2 separate regions of the Homo sapiens genome follow, and region 1 is linked to region 2. Evidence: read pairs that join two places in POLR2A ChIA-PET (ENCODE). Cell type or tissue: MCF 10A. All regions are shown on one strand. Each heading gives the region's core, and the rest is flanking DNA. Links, peaks and the distances in the headings are about the cores only.

Region 1 (8,089 bases), core at 3,100-5,599, 85 kb after region 2:
TTATTTAATGTATTATGGTTATTATAATACAGTATCACTTGAATGCTTATTCATGCAGAAGATGAGTAGGATAAGGAGGTAGCATAAATGCCAGTATATAATGATTTCTTTTTACTTCAGAAAATTAGATGATAAACATTGTGTACTCTTATAAAGTATGATGGAATTTTCCAATAATTTTCAAGAAAAAATATTTTAAAGATTTTCTAAAAATATATTTGATAAGAAAAGTATGCATAGATAAATTTCAGAGGCTCTTCTATTTCACCTGATAACTACTTGGAGTGAGCGTCACTATTCTTGGTAGCAGAGAGGAACAGATACTTCAAGAAAGGTATGATCAGCAAAAGACAGCAATTTCCAGATGACTTCCTCAGGTCTTGTAAGAAATGAGATCTGGAATCCTGCAATGGAGAATGCCTTCCACATAGCCATGCCAACCAGTTAAGTGATAGAACGTGATTCTGCAAAACAACAAACTTCTTTGTTGTGACTTACATGAAACAAGTAAGATGATCACCACGTGTAGTACCTAGGAAGTTCTCAAGTATATAGGCTGGTAAAATTTTTTTTTTTTTCAAGCTGCATTGATCTTCTGGTTTTATTCTTTCTTAAACTCCTTTCAACCTTTTCTTAGCTAAAGTGGAGTTAGCTAGATTACTCATTACTGTTTATTAATGTGATATTTTGCATAAGAGTGCATGTGAAAACTTCTGCCAGCAGTGTCTAAGACTTACTGCATTTTTGTAGATGCAGATGTGAAATGTACTTGAGCTCTTTCATATTAGCTTACTTTGTCACCCTATTAAGCAAGTTTATTTAATTTAGCTTAGGGGTTGGGGCTCCAAATTAGGATTTAAACACTTATGTCCTCAAAGACATGGAATCTTTTACAAGGTCTTTTAAATAAATATGACTATGATTTATAATTCTTGATATGCATTTTACCACATATTACCATTATTCAAGTATATTTAATTACCCTTTTTATTTTATAAAATTCAATGAAAACCTTATGATCTATTGTGCCTGACAGGATCATTATTTGTCCCAGAACCTCTTGCCCACAAATTCAAATTTAATATAATTCTTATATAATATTCTTTTTCTTCCCCTCCTGCTCCCAGCCTCTTAAGCTAAATGATATGCCAAGTGATGTTTTTAGCACATTAGAAAAATAGAAGGCACAGTGGTATAAAGGAATGAGCACAGGCTCTGCATTTATACAGACTTGCCCTAGATTTGTTATGTGACTTTGGACCCATGTAATCCCTCTATACCTCAGTTTCTACATTTGGAAAATAGTGGAATATCAAATTACATAAACATTACCCAGCATTAACTGCTTGTATATAGTAAGTGCTCAGTTAATATTAGATTCCTGGTCATTGGCACTGGGATCCTAAGGAAGCCAACTAACTAATTATACTCCCCTCTCCACGTTCTGAAAAAAATGATAAATAGATACTTTCATCACTGTGAAAGGAATATAAACTTTGGGGCCCCCTAAATCAGGAAGCTAAAGGGAAAAGTTAAGCTGGGAACTGCTTAGAGCAAACCTGCCTCCCACTCTATTCAAAGTCACCCCTCTGCTCACTGAGATAAGTGCATATCTGATTGCCTCATTTGGAGAGGCCAATCAGAAACTTGAAAGATGCAACCAAATTCTCCTAACTACCTATGACCTGGAAGCCCCCTCCCCACTTCAAGTTGTCCCGCCTTCACCTTGAGTTGTCCCGTTTCTGGACTGAACCAAAGTACATGTTACACATTTTGATTGATGTCTCATGTCTCCCTAAAATGTGTGAAACCAAGCTGTACTACTACCACCTTGGCCACATGTCGTCAGGACCTCCTGAGGCTGTGTCACAAGTGTGCATCCTTGACCTTGGCAAAACAAACTTTTTAAATTAACTGAGAACTGTCTCATATTTGGGGGGTTTGCATCACTTAGGGTCAAATCATCCACCGATTCCCACTAAAATTTAATGGAGAATCTAATTTACATCTGAGGTTCAAATGGGCTCTCAGTAATCTTCATAGGATTTTATGGTAGGTTACTAACCTACATTGTTACAAGGTAGAGACTTCGATGTTTTCCTTTAAGAACAGAGCCTGCTTAGCCTGAGTAACCTTTCACCCTCGAGGAAGTAAGAATGTGTACTTCCTAGGGGCAAGCTCTCTCCAAAGAGAGCCAAAAAAGGGGTAGAGCTATGTGCACTCATACTTCTTCTTTAACAATCTCTTTAGTTAAATAATTCATGATTTCTTCCTATGGAAAAAGTAAGAGAGGTGGTGTAGGGAATAACAGAGGCTTTTTCTCAATACTTCCTATTTTGCAGGATACAAAGGAATTTGGATACAGGAAGGAAATTGTTCCCTTCTATAATATACAACCCCATGTATTAATATATTAATAAATGTACTAAAACGATAAACAGAGCTTACAGGCAGACATGATGAAATCCTCTAATTCTTTGCTACCTACTGAAACTTTTGGCTATGACTCAAGCCTGGCACATAATAAAGAGGTGGTAGAAACCATTGTGTCATGCTGCCTTTTGCTTTCAAGCTGATACTTACTTATCAAATTTTCCCTGATAATCATTGTCATCATGGTACTGTACCTTCAGTAATGTTGTAGGCATAGTCATGCTTAGTGTTCAGGGGCAAAGCAGACAGCACAGGTGTCTAAAAATATTGAGTGCTAGTATATGGTGCAAGGTGAGGAGACTGTGGTTTCAGGGACACATAGCAAGGCCAGTCCAGCAGGCAGAGTGGCATTCTGAAGGTATAGCAGTGGTGAGCCCTCCAGTACTGCCTCTCCAATGCACCGTCACAGCCTCCTGTACTTTCCTCATTTATTCATTCATTCACCTTGTATGTGCCAGACATTATTCTAGGTTTGGGGAATGGATCAGTGAACTACCTAAACAATAACAAAGTCTCTGCCCTTATAGTGTTACCTCTCTGTCTTACAACTCTCCACTAGTTGTTAAGCTCATTTAGGGTAGAAATTGTGTTTCACTCATTGGTGAATCTCTACTGCTAGCACTGTGCCTAGGACTGCACTCAATACATGTTAAATTAAGGTTGAACTCACTAATATTGATTAATGATATGTTCTGACACATGGACAAAGCAAGTAAAAGGGATTCAAGTGGCGTTCTCTTTACATGTGAACCATGATATCTATGGTTTCCTATTGTATTTATTTGTTTCATGTTGTCAAAATGTGAATAACATTGAGATATCCAAGGAGGGAGGTAGGTAATTGACATTTAAAAAAGTCTGTCAAGGCTGGGCACGGTGGCTCACGCCTGTAATTCCAGCACTTTGGGCGGCCAAGGTGGGTGGATCATGAGGTCAGGAGTTCAAGACCAGCCTGGCCAACATGATGAAACCCCATCTCTACTAAAAATACAAAAATTAGCTGGGCATGGTGGCACATGCCTGTAATCCCAGCCACTTGGGAGGCACAGGCAGAATTGCTTGAACCTGGGAGGCGGAGGTTGCAGTGAGCTGAGATGGTGCCACTGAACTCCAGCCTGGGGGACAGGGCAATACTCTGTCTCAAAAAAAAAAAAAATTCTGTCAATAGGAGTGAATCTATTTATACACGGCACAAACTGGGGGACATGTCCATCTGCCCATAAATGGATACACACAGGTTTAGAATGGCATAATAGAGGAGGAGGCTCTTGAATTAAATCTTGCAAGCTAAGAAAATATTTCTAAAATTAAACACAAAATAAAAGACAATCATTTTATGTTAGCACTAGATGGCAGGGGAAGGCAGAGACCCACCACACTGCCTTCTTTAGATGGAGATCTCTGGGTAACTTAGAGAGGCACAGACTATGTCTGTGTGTTTGGGGTTCTTTGTGTATGTGGTTGACTTTTGTTTGATTTAGTCTTCAGAAAAAGGTGATCATAGTTTCTTTTGCTGATATATATATCTGTTACCCCCTAATGGCATCCCTGAAGTTACAGTAATACCTATGTCAAAGAGAAGGCATTTGAGACAGAGGGGAAAATCAGCAGACCTTGCTAACCAGATCCCTTCCTTCCCCCACCCCTGAGAATGGATGTTTCCTGGCAATGGAGAAACTGGGCATCGTGCCACCATGGAGGTGCCTGGACTGTTTGTAACAAACAGTTTCATTAGATTACCCACAATTTCTCGAGAGGTAATTCCATTAGACAGTGTTTATCAGTCATCATATGCTCTGCTTGTCATGACTCCCCTGTTCAGTAGCAGTAACACCCCCAGAACAATACTGTGTGTGTGTGTGTGTGTGTGTGTGTGTGTGTGTAAAAACAAAACTGTCTGGGATGCCTTACAGAAGAGGTATCTTCTGTGTAGTAATGAACATAAAATAGAAAGAGACTGAGTAGGCAGCATTAAAATGTAGGTACCCCACAAATAAACATATTATTGTGCTTTTAATTCAGGAATGAGATCTGCAGCAATAACCAGAAAGCACCTGAAAACATCAGACGTGGATTATTTAGGCTGTTTAGGTGACCTAAATTATGCAGTATCTTGTAAGTCTTCTGAGGGAAATTTTTTTTTATACTATTTGATTATTTTCTCTGGAATGATTAATTTCCTGGTACACTGGAATATTTATTTCTCCTGCTTTCTTTCCCTCTATCCTTGGCTCACATCTACAGGTATAAGGCTCATGTGGAACAAACCTATCACGTGCTCTCAGACTTGAGTGGACAATGTTTCTCTGTCTGATGTTTCTGGTCAAGATTTTGGAAGAGGTCTGTGCCCTCTAGTTCATACCTCCTATATATTATCTTTTAAAAATTTTCTTCTTTATATATGTAACTCTTTCTTCCTAATGTCACTCATCACTAGACTATATTTTTGTATGATTTAAATCTAATAACAATTTTTTCTTTTACATCTTTACTTAAATCATAGCTACTTTATTATCTTTTTCTCTATTTAGAGATATGAGTTCCTTAAAAATCATAATAATTAAAGATTCCTTTCTAGCGGTTAATTTTTAAGCATGTTAGGGTTTCAAGAGATGGGGGCATCTTGGTCACTTTTTGTTGTTGGTATTAAAAGCTTTTAGTGATATGAACCACCTTATCAAAACAATTTCCTATTACTAACATTCACTTATCCTCAGGTCTAGCTATTCTATTTTACTACCTACTATTCCCAGTCTCCTAGTTGCTTTTTACTGCTTCAACTTTTCCTTATGCTGGTCCTTCCTCCTGCAATAACCTTCCCCTTTTCTCTACAAAATCCAAAACTTTTCATCGTTTAGGACATCTCAGATTTTCATCTGTCCAAAACCTTGTTTGATCTATTCCTCTGAAAGCTCACAGAATTTAATCTGTACCTTACTGATAGGATTGATCAGTAATCTATTACCTACCATAAGCTACTTGAGGGTGGAACCAGTGCCAGATTTAACTTGGTATTTTTTCACAATGCTTAATGTTTAGTAGGTCCACAACAATCAATGTCACTTTTGTACGATTATTTCATCAACCTATCCCCTTTAAAAATATCTCATGAATTCTTCAGTCTTTGAGTGTTCTCTGTATATTACGCTATAAGCATCATATTCCTGGCTCATCTTGTTGGTAAAACAGTGTATTTTTTTTTAATATCCCCATTTAAACTGACTAGGGCCTGCCCTCAGTTTCCTAAATTTCTATTAAAAAGGGAAACTCGCTTATGCTATTCCCTTCTTCCAAAAATTTGCCCTTCCTCTTACCCATTATCTGCCTGCTTTTGTTCATTCTCCAGTGCCTCCAGGAAGTTTTTTGGAAAACTTTTATTTCAGGTTCAAGGTTACATGTGAAGGTTAGTTACATAGGTAAATTCATTTCGTGGGGGTTTGTTGCACAGATTATTTAATCATGCGAGAATTAATCCCAGTACCTAATAGTTATTTTTTTGCTCCTCTCCCTCCTCCCATCTCCAGGCCCTCCCACAAACCCCAATGTGTTGCTCCCCACTATGTGTCCTTGTGTTCTCATCATTTAGCTCTCACATATATCTGAGAACATGTGGTATTTGGTTTTCTGTTTCTGCGTTAGTTTGCTGAGGATAATAGCCTCCAGCTCCATCCATGTTCCCACAAAAGGCATGATCTCATTCCTTTTTATGGATACTGAAATTATATTTTGCCCAGAATTTATAGTTGTTATTGGCAGGAGGTTTGGTTTGTTAGGATCTATTCGGCTATTTCCAGAAGCTGAAACCCATCACATTATTTTTTAAAGCAATCACTACTTCATTGTTCCTTATATTAGGTGTAACTACTTTGAGACAAACAATATTTATGCAATTAAGTAAGTCCTGATACTTTATAAAATCTATATTGCTCTTTTATGGCCAGCTGCCTTTAATATTAATACACATAATGGATTGTTAATTTCAATTGAGATTTGCCAGATTTTTGACTTTCTTTTAGGGTCTATAGAAAATGTCCTAAATGACTTTGGCTCAATTCTTCTGTAATGTACAACAGATAAAATTAATAAATTCTGTAATATAATCTTTCATTATCATCTCTGTCATTTTTGGCCTAAATTGTCCTTTACCAATAGACCGCACCCAAATTTATTTCATCTTTTGTTCTAACATACCTTCTACTTTTCTAATGTAAGCATTTAAGTCTACAAATTTCTAAGTAACATATTATTTGCATTTCATAAATTTCAATATCATATCTTCATTTTTGTCTAATTCTTGTACATTTACAATTTATTTATAATTTCTTAATTCATAAGCTACTTAAAAGTGTGATTTTGAATTCCAACATAGAATTTAAGAATTTTAAAATTAACTTTTAAGATATTTGTGATGTATGAGCAAACAGTTTGTATGATGCAAATTCTTTGATACTTGCTTTATGCCACAATTTTTATAAATATTCAGGTGCACTGAGAAATACGTGTATTCTTTAATCACGTAAATAAGAACTTATGTCCAATAATTCAAACTTATTGTGTTTTTCAAATATTCAGTATCTTCACTATTTTTTGGTTGTTTATTCAATTGAGAGAGTTGTATTGGAACTTTCCATTTTAATGATGGATTTGTCCATTCTTCCTTCATCAAAATTTATTTGCATAATTTGAGATTTATTATATGAATTGGGTTAATGTTATCATATCTTCTTAGAGAATTGAACCATCTACTTTTATGTAGTAATTTGTTCAACTCATAAAAGCATTTTTAAAATCTTTTTTGTCTGTTAATATTATATTATTGTGCTTTTTGTTTAGAGTTGTCTGGTGTCTTTTTCCATGTTTACATTTTCAATTATTTTTGTTCTTATGTTCTTGGTACTTCTCTTAAACAGCATAAAGTGTTTTTTTTTTTTAATTTAAATTCTGCAGTCTGGTTCTTTTATATGACATCTGTAGTTCATTTGTATTTATTATGAGTATTCACTTATTTTAATTTATTCCCAGCATCTTTCTTTTTATTTTCTGGCCTTTGTTTTTTTACCATTGATTGAGTTTTGTTGTGATTATTGTTTGTTTTTCTGTCCTTTTTTTCTCCATTCTACTAGTGTGAAAATTATACAGCCTATTACTGCTTTTTCGTGGTTAACCTTAAAATGTTTCTGTGCATGCTTTACTTAACAAACTCAGGAGTTAGTACTTTAGCTCCTCCCCCAAGTAATCCAAGGGCCTTAAAACACTTTATTACTATCCCGATATATATGTTATTTTGCGTTTGAGATTTATTTACAAGCTTATAAATTATTTGCTTATCATGCTTTCTTAGATCTTAAAAGTTCTTCCTGGGATAATTTCCTTTTCTAGTAAAATACATATGTTAGATATCCTTTAACATAAGAATGTTGCATAAAAATACTTTAAAAAATCATGTGCTGTATTTATTTGTCCCTTATTCTTAAAAATTATGATTTTCTGGGTGCAAAAGTAGGACTTGATAGCCATTTTCCCTCAGCAATTTGAATATATTGTTATTTTTAGTTTCTATTGTTGGTATTAAGAAGCATGGTATCAGCCTATTTGTCTTTTCTTTCTAGGTAAACTGTCTTTTATTTCTCACTCTTTTTATATCTTCTCTATGTTT
Region 2 (8,089 bases), core at 2,686-5,185:
ACTTGTTTCTTGAAGGCCAGGAGAACTTTCCTTTCCAGTCTATCAAGATGAGTCTTATATGGCATATCATCCTGGCAGTGACATCACATCATCTTTGCTATATAACATACAAGTCTGCTTAGGCTGTCATAACAAAATACCATAGATTGAGTGACTTTATGACAGAAATTTATTTTCTCACAGTTCTGGAGGCCAGAAGTCCAAGATCAGGGTGGCACTATGGTTGGTTTCCGGTAAGGGCTCTCTTCCTGGCTTTCAGACTGCTACATTTTTGCAGTATTATCATTCCTTGGACACACAAAGAGAGAAAGAAATAGAGATTTCCAGTGTTCTTATAAGTACACTAATCTCATAATGAGTCTCCAACCTCATGATCTAATCATCCCCAATGGACCCGCCTTCAAATACCATCACATTGGGGGTTAGGGTTTCAACATATGAATTTTGAGTGAACAAAAAGATTCATTCCATAAAACATAGCCCAATTAACGGTGCAGCATAACACCACATTTATCTCATAACATAATCTAATCAAGGTTTTTGCCATACTTTACAGTTTAGAGGCAAGTCTCTGGTTCTACTTTCAAGGAGAATGAATTACATAAGTGTGTGTCTCGGTGCAGTCACCTTAAAGTGTATTTGCTATAGTAATGTTTACACACTCTTCCATCAAGAGGCGGGGGCCGGTATGTTTCTTTCTGTTGAATGAATCCTTCTTTTTGACTTGCTTCTGTTATGTAGGATGCAGTGGAAATGACGCTTTGTGACTTCTGAAGTTAGGTCAAAGGAGGTGGTATAATCCTTTACTCCCCTCATCTCAAACTCTTTCTTTCATTCTTTATCTGTTTCAGGACATATGTCCTTGGAATCATGAGCTGCTGTGAAAAAAGCCTATGACCCTGAAGCCACTATGTTGGAGAGACTTAATGGAAAGGCCCATTTGGAGAGGAGAGGCCATCAGTCAGAAGCAGGCATCAACTACCTGACATAGGAGGGTAGCTGTCTTTAGATGATTGCACTTCCTCATCTTTGAGTCTTCCATCTGAGACCGCAGACGTTATAAGGCATAGAAAAGCCACCTCTGTTGTACCCTGTTGGACTTCTTAATCCATAAAACCTAAGAGCAAAATAAATGGCTGCTTTATATTATACATGTTTATTAGTGTGAGAGCAATCTGTTATGTGACCATAGTAACTGAAGCAACAATGAAGAAAATAATTTAAAACTAGCTGATCTACTATACATAATGGTTCCCAGACTCATATACTAAGACTCTCCATAAGAAGTCTTCTACTGGCCATCTGTCTCCTTAGGGTCTGGCTTTCTACCATGTTGTAAAGACTGCTCTACTGCTCAGTTGGAATATCTTGAAGAGATCTTGCCACTTCCTATTTGAATTCAGGCCCTCAGAAAGGAAAAACAGCATCCTAAAGAAGAAAAAAATTCTAGATATTTGAAACATCACTGGCAATGAATACTTAGCCAATGACAGTCCATGGAAAGTGCCTGAGCACCTTAATAATTCACAGCTTTTCATGCCATATGGGTTCCTTGCTTATTTTTACCTAGCCAAACTATGTTTTAAATTGTCTTATCCTAAAGTGAAAATGTGGTCTTCTCCTAGAGATGAGTAGAATCTTTAATGTTTAGAGAAATAGAAAAGCTATTGACTGCTTTAAAAATGGCATGTTTTTTCATTTTTCAAAAATATTAAGGTCAATACTCAAACATAAAACCTAATGATTTCTATTCTATTCAAGAAGGTGGATTTGGAAGAGGTCAAGAGACCATTTCACTTTAAGGCACATTGCTTTTCTTGCTATCAATCTAAGGGTGGGTGACAGGAAGAGATGAGATGTTCAAAAGAGACTTACCCTATTCTATATTAAAGAAAGTAAGAGATGTGAATGGAGCAGTATCCCAAAATTAAGGGGAAGCTGCTGGTTTTGTTGTCATAAAATAAGAAGAATGAAATTCAGCAAACAATCCACATTCTTCAACTAAATTATTCCTGAAGGGCATTTGCTTTTTAAAGCTTTAAACATCAAATATAGTTTTCTGGGAGTTTTTCTTCATTTTTTTAGTAATGGATTGTCACCTTGTCATCTGTCTCTCAGACCACTCTTCTTTAGTAGTTTGTGAAACCAGAGAAAGTATCACTTAAATTATTTGTCCTTGTGTATCTTATTTTCAAAAGCAGGATTCCAGGGGCAGTTGGGAGATAAAAGAAAAAAATCTATATCTCTTATGTTCTATTAAATCACTGGATCACTTGTTTTTGTCAACAATAACACCATCTGGTCTGTTAAAAATTGATTTAATAAATATGCTATGTGACATCAACTGCCCAGACAGATTTGCTCAAGGGACTAATGCCCAGAGTTTGAGAATCTTTGCAGGACTCATTAGTATACATTTGATGGAGGAATGCCCTCTGAATTCCAGGTGCCCATAGGGGATTTGCATATCATAGAGCTGAGGGGTTGTCCTCAGAGAATTACAGTCTGATCCTTTTCCTTAATATTTGTTCCCCTGTAGGGTCACTTGTCAGCCTCCTTTGCTCTTGAAGAGGGTGAGTCATTTTTTTTTCTTTTTTTCTGGAGACGGGGTCTTGCTTTGTCACCCAGGCTGAAGGGGAGTCGTGCAATCACGGCTCACTGCAGCCTTGACCTCTGAGGGCTCAAGTAATCCTCCCACCTCAGCCTCTTGAGCAGCTGAAGTCACAGGTGCGTGCCACCACTCCTGGATCATTTATTTTTATTCTTATTTTTTTGTAGACAGGGTCTCTCTATGTTGCCCAGGCTGAGTCATTTTGATTAAACATGCAGGTCTCTGCTTTAGAGACACCTTTGCATTTTTTTTTGTTAGGAAAACTACTATCCTGAAGATTGTTGATTCTATCATTTATCCAAAAAAATGAGATTCTGATTAGTCCAAACACAGAAGTCCCTGCAGTAACAGCAGGGTTGTGACCTGCATCACAATAAAAATAGCATTCAATATACCTGCTGCAGATAATTTCTAGCAAAGAATTTGTACTTTATAATTCTATTTTCATTTTATCAGTTCGTCTGTGAATTTTATCAATAGCATTTTAATCCTTCCTACTTTCTAAAGGACTAGAGTTTTGACCAATCTGAAGATCTTTGAGGGAAAGGTTCAAGATTTTTGCTAATACAGAGCTGTTTCAGCATGTTAGCCAGGATTAATCAGCCCTTCACAGGAAATGTTTTCTTATTAAAGAGGAAATCTCACCTGTTTTGGTCACTTACCTTGCAAACAAACTTTCTTTTTCATAGGAGAAAAGCCTGGTGTGATTCCAGGGTTTCATTTTCCCTGCTTTCTTTCTTTCCACATGCTTATTTTTTGCTCAATTTTCAATACGCTACTCACAGTCATCTCTTCATTTATTCCTTTTCTAATTTCTCCAGAGGATTAGTTGTTTCCTCTTAAGTTTCACATGTTTCCATATGAGGAACCAATCTTTATTATAATGCTTAACACAATGTCTAATACAATTATCTCTTTATGTGTTTTTTTTTAAATAAAAGTGAACCTAAATATTGAGGACTATGTCTCTTTTTCTCACATTTCTATGCGTCTAGCATAATAGTATACATTTTCTGAATGTTTCTTACATGAAAAAAATTCCTTTGGTGCAAAAGACTCTTGCAGATTATTTGCTTCCTAACACAGAAGTTTTCTTCTTTACAGTGGATTTCCATGCCCTAGTGTGATTCTTTTTGTTTCAGTGTGGTTTGAATTTTTCTGTGTGCATTGTCATTTTCTTATTCAAATATAATTAACTGGCAGCACAGTTAACACTAATAACAAAATGAGTAATTAGTGTGATGTTTGCTAATGATGTTCAGTTTAACTGCCACCCTGCCTTTATTTTTGTTACTAATGGACCTTGTACTTATCATGATTCTCTACTATAAACTCTATCAAGAGAAGTATACCGGAAGAGCAGGCATATACGCCTATACTTTTTACCCAGAGGGAAGGACTAGACTAAGGTTGCACATAGTCTTTTGATGTTCTGTACTGTATTGTATTCTCATCAATATTGTAGACATAAAGTCTGTTCTCATCAAGAAATAATGCAGCAATGGTCTTATGTAGCAATCAAGCATCTCATTAAATTCTGTAGACAATTCTTCAGCAATCAGATGTTTAAAAGAATTTAGGTCTATGTAAAAGATATCAGACACTTTTTACCTCTTATTTTTTTCTCTGTTGCTTCAAATATAGATCTCAAATACAAAGTAATGTACTTTTAAAAAAAGGATTAATGAGATTTAGGGCAAATCTATTGCTAAATTGTGCTCTTTATGTTTTTATATGAAATGGATGCTATTTCTTTAAGAACCAACTTTTATTTTTATTTTGGTTTAAGTTGTAATAGGACTTCCCTCCACATAATTCCTTTTGTTGGGTTTTATATTCCATATCTAAGCAATTTTTATAGCATTTATTATGTTATGAACATGATTGTTTAAATTTTGTTGAAGATGACTTACATATATATATAAATCTATTTTCCATAGCTAGAGTGAACTTCTTTTGTGAAGAGGGATATAGCTTACATTTTTTCATAAAATATAAAAATATTTTATTATATTTCTATTTTCAGCAGTGCTTATCATAATGCCTGCCCAAAGAAAACGTTCAATAAATACTTATTGATCAATTTATTAACTTTAGTTTCCAAGGGGTGTTTCAAGTCATAAGTGCTATTTTAAACTTACACTTTTATTTCTTTTTAATAAATACCATTTAGGATTTTTTTTTTCTGTGAGACCACATAATGTAATGGTTAAGAGCACAGTCTCTAGAGTCAGGCTACTTGGGTTTGAATCCTAATCCTACTATGTTTTGAACAAATTATTTATCTCTCAGTTCTTTAGTTTTCTTATCTAGATAGAACTTACCCATGGAATTGTGAGAATTAAATGAGTTAAAATATATGTAATATATCCACAAAAAGAGCTTGATATATATATATATATATGTGTGTGTGTGTATGTGCCTGTGTATACATATACATACACATATATATGTATATATAAAAAAAGGATTCTGCAACTTCATAGGATTCTGGAACAATAGGGTTGAAAAGAATTTTTGAAACCAGAATGGAAAGAAATAAGAACACGGTCAGAAGGCCTGGTTTGAGCTCAGTTGCGAGACTTCTGAAGTGACTTCATTTACATAACAAACATACTTATAACTTTGCTACTAACTTCAATGGTGTTTTAAGAGTTCAGATAGAAAAATGATAATCAAGATCACACTGTAAACAGTGAAGCACTGTTGGTATGTTTGTGATCATTATTACCTCCACATGAGGAATTAAAGTCTACTTGATGGGCTTTGGCAAGTCACATTCTTTCAGTGCCTGTCTCACATCTGTAAAATGTGGATAATAATAGAACTCAGTTCATAGGACAGCTACAAGGATTAAATGAGTTAACACCTGTAAAAAGTGGAAAAAGTGTTTGTAGCAAATATGGGGTAATAAGGGTTATCTATTTATTATTTTTATGCATATCCAATAAACACTTGTGATCCAGTACTAGTCTGTGTATGTTTATAATGATTCCCGGGGGTATTGTTAAAAATATTGACCTCTTTGCTAAAGGTTTGGATTGGTAGTTTTAGGGTAGATCTGAGAGAATGAATAAGAAAAATGTCTTGGAAAATTTCTTAGCTTGGTTTTCCTACATTGACATACATCTGGTTTTAAACTTCCTTATATCTGCACTGAGATCTATTATGGGTTATGTTAGTTTTCTTGTGTTACATATGCTTTTCCAATATTGCTACATAAACAAAAACAAAGAACGTTCTCCATATAGGCAAAAATATATAAATAACAGGCTTAGCATATATCACACTTGGGGTTTGTTTCTTCTTCCACTAGGGGATTATCTTTTAGTTTTGCATATACCCATTTGCTTCAATAAGGAAGAACCATGTAGCAGAGAAGCACTTAAGACAACTGTGCTTTTTAGTTCAAGGTGGTTTCCTATTCTTTTTTCTCCCCTCTTTTTAATTATAGTTTAAGTTCTAGGGTACATGTGCACAATGTGCAGGTTTGTTACATAGGTATACATGTGCCATGTTGGTGTGCTGCACCTGTTAACTCATCATTTACATTAGGTATTTCTTTTTTTTTATGCTTTAAGTTCTAGGGTACATGTGCACAAGGTGCAGGTTTGTTACATATGTATACATGTGCCAGGTTGGTGTGCTGCACCCATTAACTCGTCATTTACATTAGGTATATCTCCTAATGCTATCCCTCCCCCTCCCACCCCACGACAGGCCCCAGTGTGTGATGTTCCCCTTCCTGTGTCCAAGTGTTCTCATTGTTCAATTCCCACCTATGAGTGAGAACATACGGTGTTTGTTTTTTTGTCCTTGCAATAGTTTGCTGAGAATGATGGTTTCCAGCTTCATCCATGTCCCTACAAAGGACATGAACTCATCCTTTTTTATGGCTGCATAGTATTCCATGGTGTATATGTGCCACATTTTCTTAATCCAGTCTATCATTGATGGACATTTGGATTGGTTCCAAGTCTTTGCTATTGTGAATAGGTGGTTTCCTATTCTATGCTCAAATACATCTTCACAAAGACTAGTCTTGTTTAAACAGTATAAACTCTAAACCCATAATTTTCTAGGTACTAGAAGCCACCAGTTATGAGAGATTTCTTTATGAGTGGCAGGAGGGACTGCTTTATGTTTTTAATAAGAACAGTAAGACTAATTCTCCTCCTTGGAATTGTCTAATTTAAGGCTGTTCTTTCACTTGCCCTCTCAACATTGAATCATTCTTATTCTTAACACTTGAGGAATTTGGTAGAACTCATGACTAGCTTACAAGTCATGGAAACGTGAATATAGAAGTTATTTCTGCTTCAAAAATTACCTTGGTAAAATTATTGGCAGAGGATTTAGCAATACAGTGTTCTTGGATTCATCTTTGTATTCTTGCCATATAGTGAGTGGCTGGTACCTATTAAATCTCCAATAAATATTACATAAAGAATATTAATGGCTTATATTTTGCCAGACATTATGCTAAGCATTTTATTTGCATTATCTCATTTAATCTTCACCCAATAATGTCAGTACTGTTATTAACCTTATTTTACATAGGAAGAAACTGATATATAGAAAGTCTGAGTAACAGGTTCAACTTCTGAGAGCTAGTGAGTGACAGAAACTCTGAGTCTTTTATTATTCCAGAGATTAGCTCTAAAAACCTGCCTTCATTAACCTATAAAGGAGAGATGCATGAATAAATGTTACCAAGTCAAGCTTTGATTTCCTGGTGATATTGTTCCAGGTTAACCCCATTTGGCTCTGATGAGTCTATAATTGGAATCAATCTGCTCTAATTATTGCTTCTGTCTATATACTTTAGATATTATCTCTTCTCCACTGAATTATAAAGGATTCTTATGCAAGGACAATGACTCATTATTTTATTCCCTCACTATCCCTCATGTAGTGGACTCACTCTAGGTTTTTGCTAAAAAATATTGACTACATAGCCAAATGACTAGAACATACTAAAAATAAGCAGCAGATAAACAACAGCTAACTGGCCTCAGTGCTCTCTATTGTAAAGGTTACAGATATGACTAATCATTATTTCACTTCTTGGTAATACCTGATGCAACTTAAAATTATTTCTTCAACTACCTTCAGAGCACTGTTACAAATGCACTGCTTTTCCTTTATCTTACAGAAGGATTTCTACAAGATAGTAAATTTCTATGCTTCTGATGTGAGCAACAATTCTGTTTGTTTGCTTCTCGTTTATTGATAGACAAAGGGGCAGAAATTAGGAGTCTTTGATAGTGTTCAAACTTACAACTATTTTGGTATTATAGGATCCATAGCTCTATTAGTCCTGAATTTGTATCGGCTGGATTATTTAATGTTGACCTAATGTTTAGTGTTGCTTAATATAAAGAGTCAATGTTTTAACATATGAAGATCTGGGTCTAGGTTTCACTTAATATTCACTGGTTGTGTGACCATGGGTAATCACGTGTGGTTCTGTTTTTA

What was found. ChIA-PET counts read pairs that join two places held together with the same protein. Peaks named below come from ENCODE experiments on the same cell type or tissue, not always from the same donor. Only the 100,000 strongest peaks of a DNase experiment are listed, where the experiment ranks them.
Region 1: POLR2A ChIA-PET joins it to region 2 with 8 read pairs; 3 of 35 experiments call an interaction of 5 or more read pairs at or near these places.

Annotation. Positions count from the first base shown.
Region 1 is chr1:68,721,345-68,729,433 of GRCh38, forward strand. No RefSeq gene overlaps it. Among named protein-coding and RNA genes, the nearest start is that of DEPDC1, 230 kb to the left of the region's middle. In MCF 10A, for the core only: no CTCF peak of the experiment used is centred there; a DNase peak (open chromatin) is centred at 4,117.
Region 2 is chr1:68,637,088-68,645,176 of GRCh38, forward strand. It overlaps LOC107984967 (a long non-coding RNA gene), which reads right to left. Exons shown (of 4, transcript XR_001738104.3): 3 at 983-1,117; 4 at 89-288. Among named protein-coding and RNA genes, the nearest start is that of DEPDC1, 140 kb to the left of the region's middle. In MCF 10A, for the core only: no CTCF peak of the experiment used is centred there; no DNase peak of the experiment used is centred there.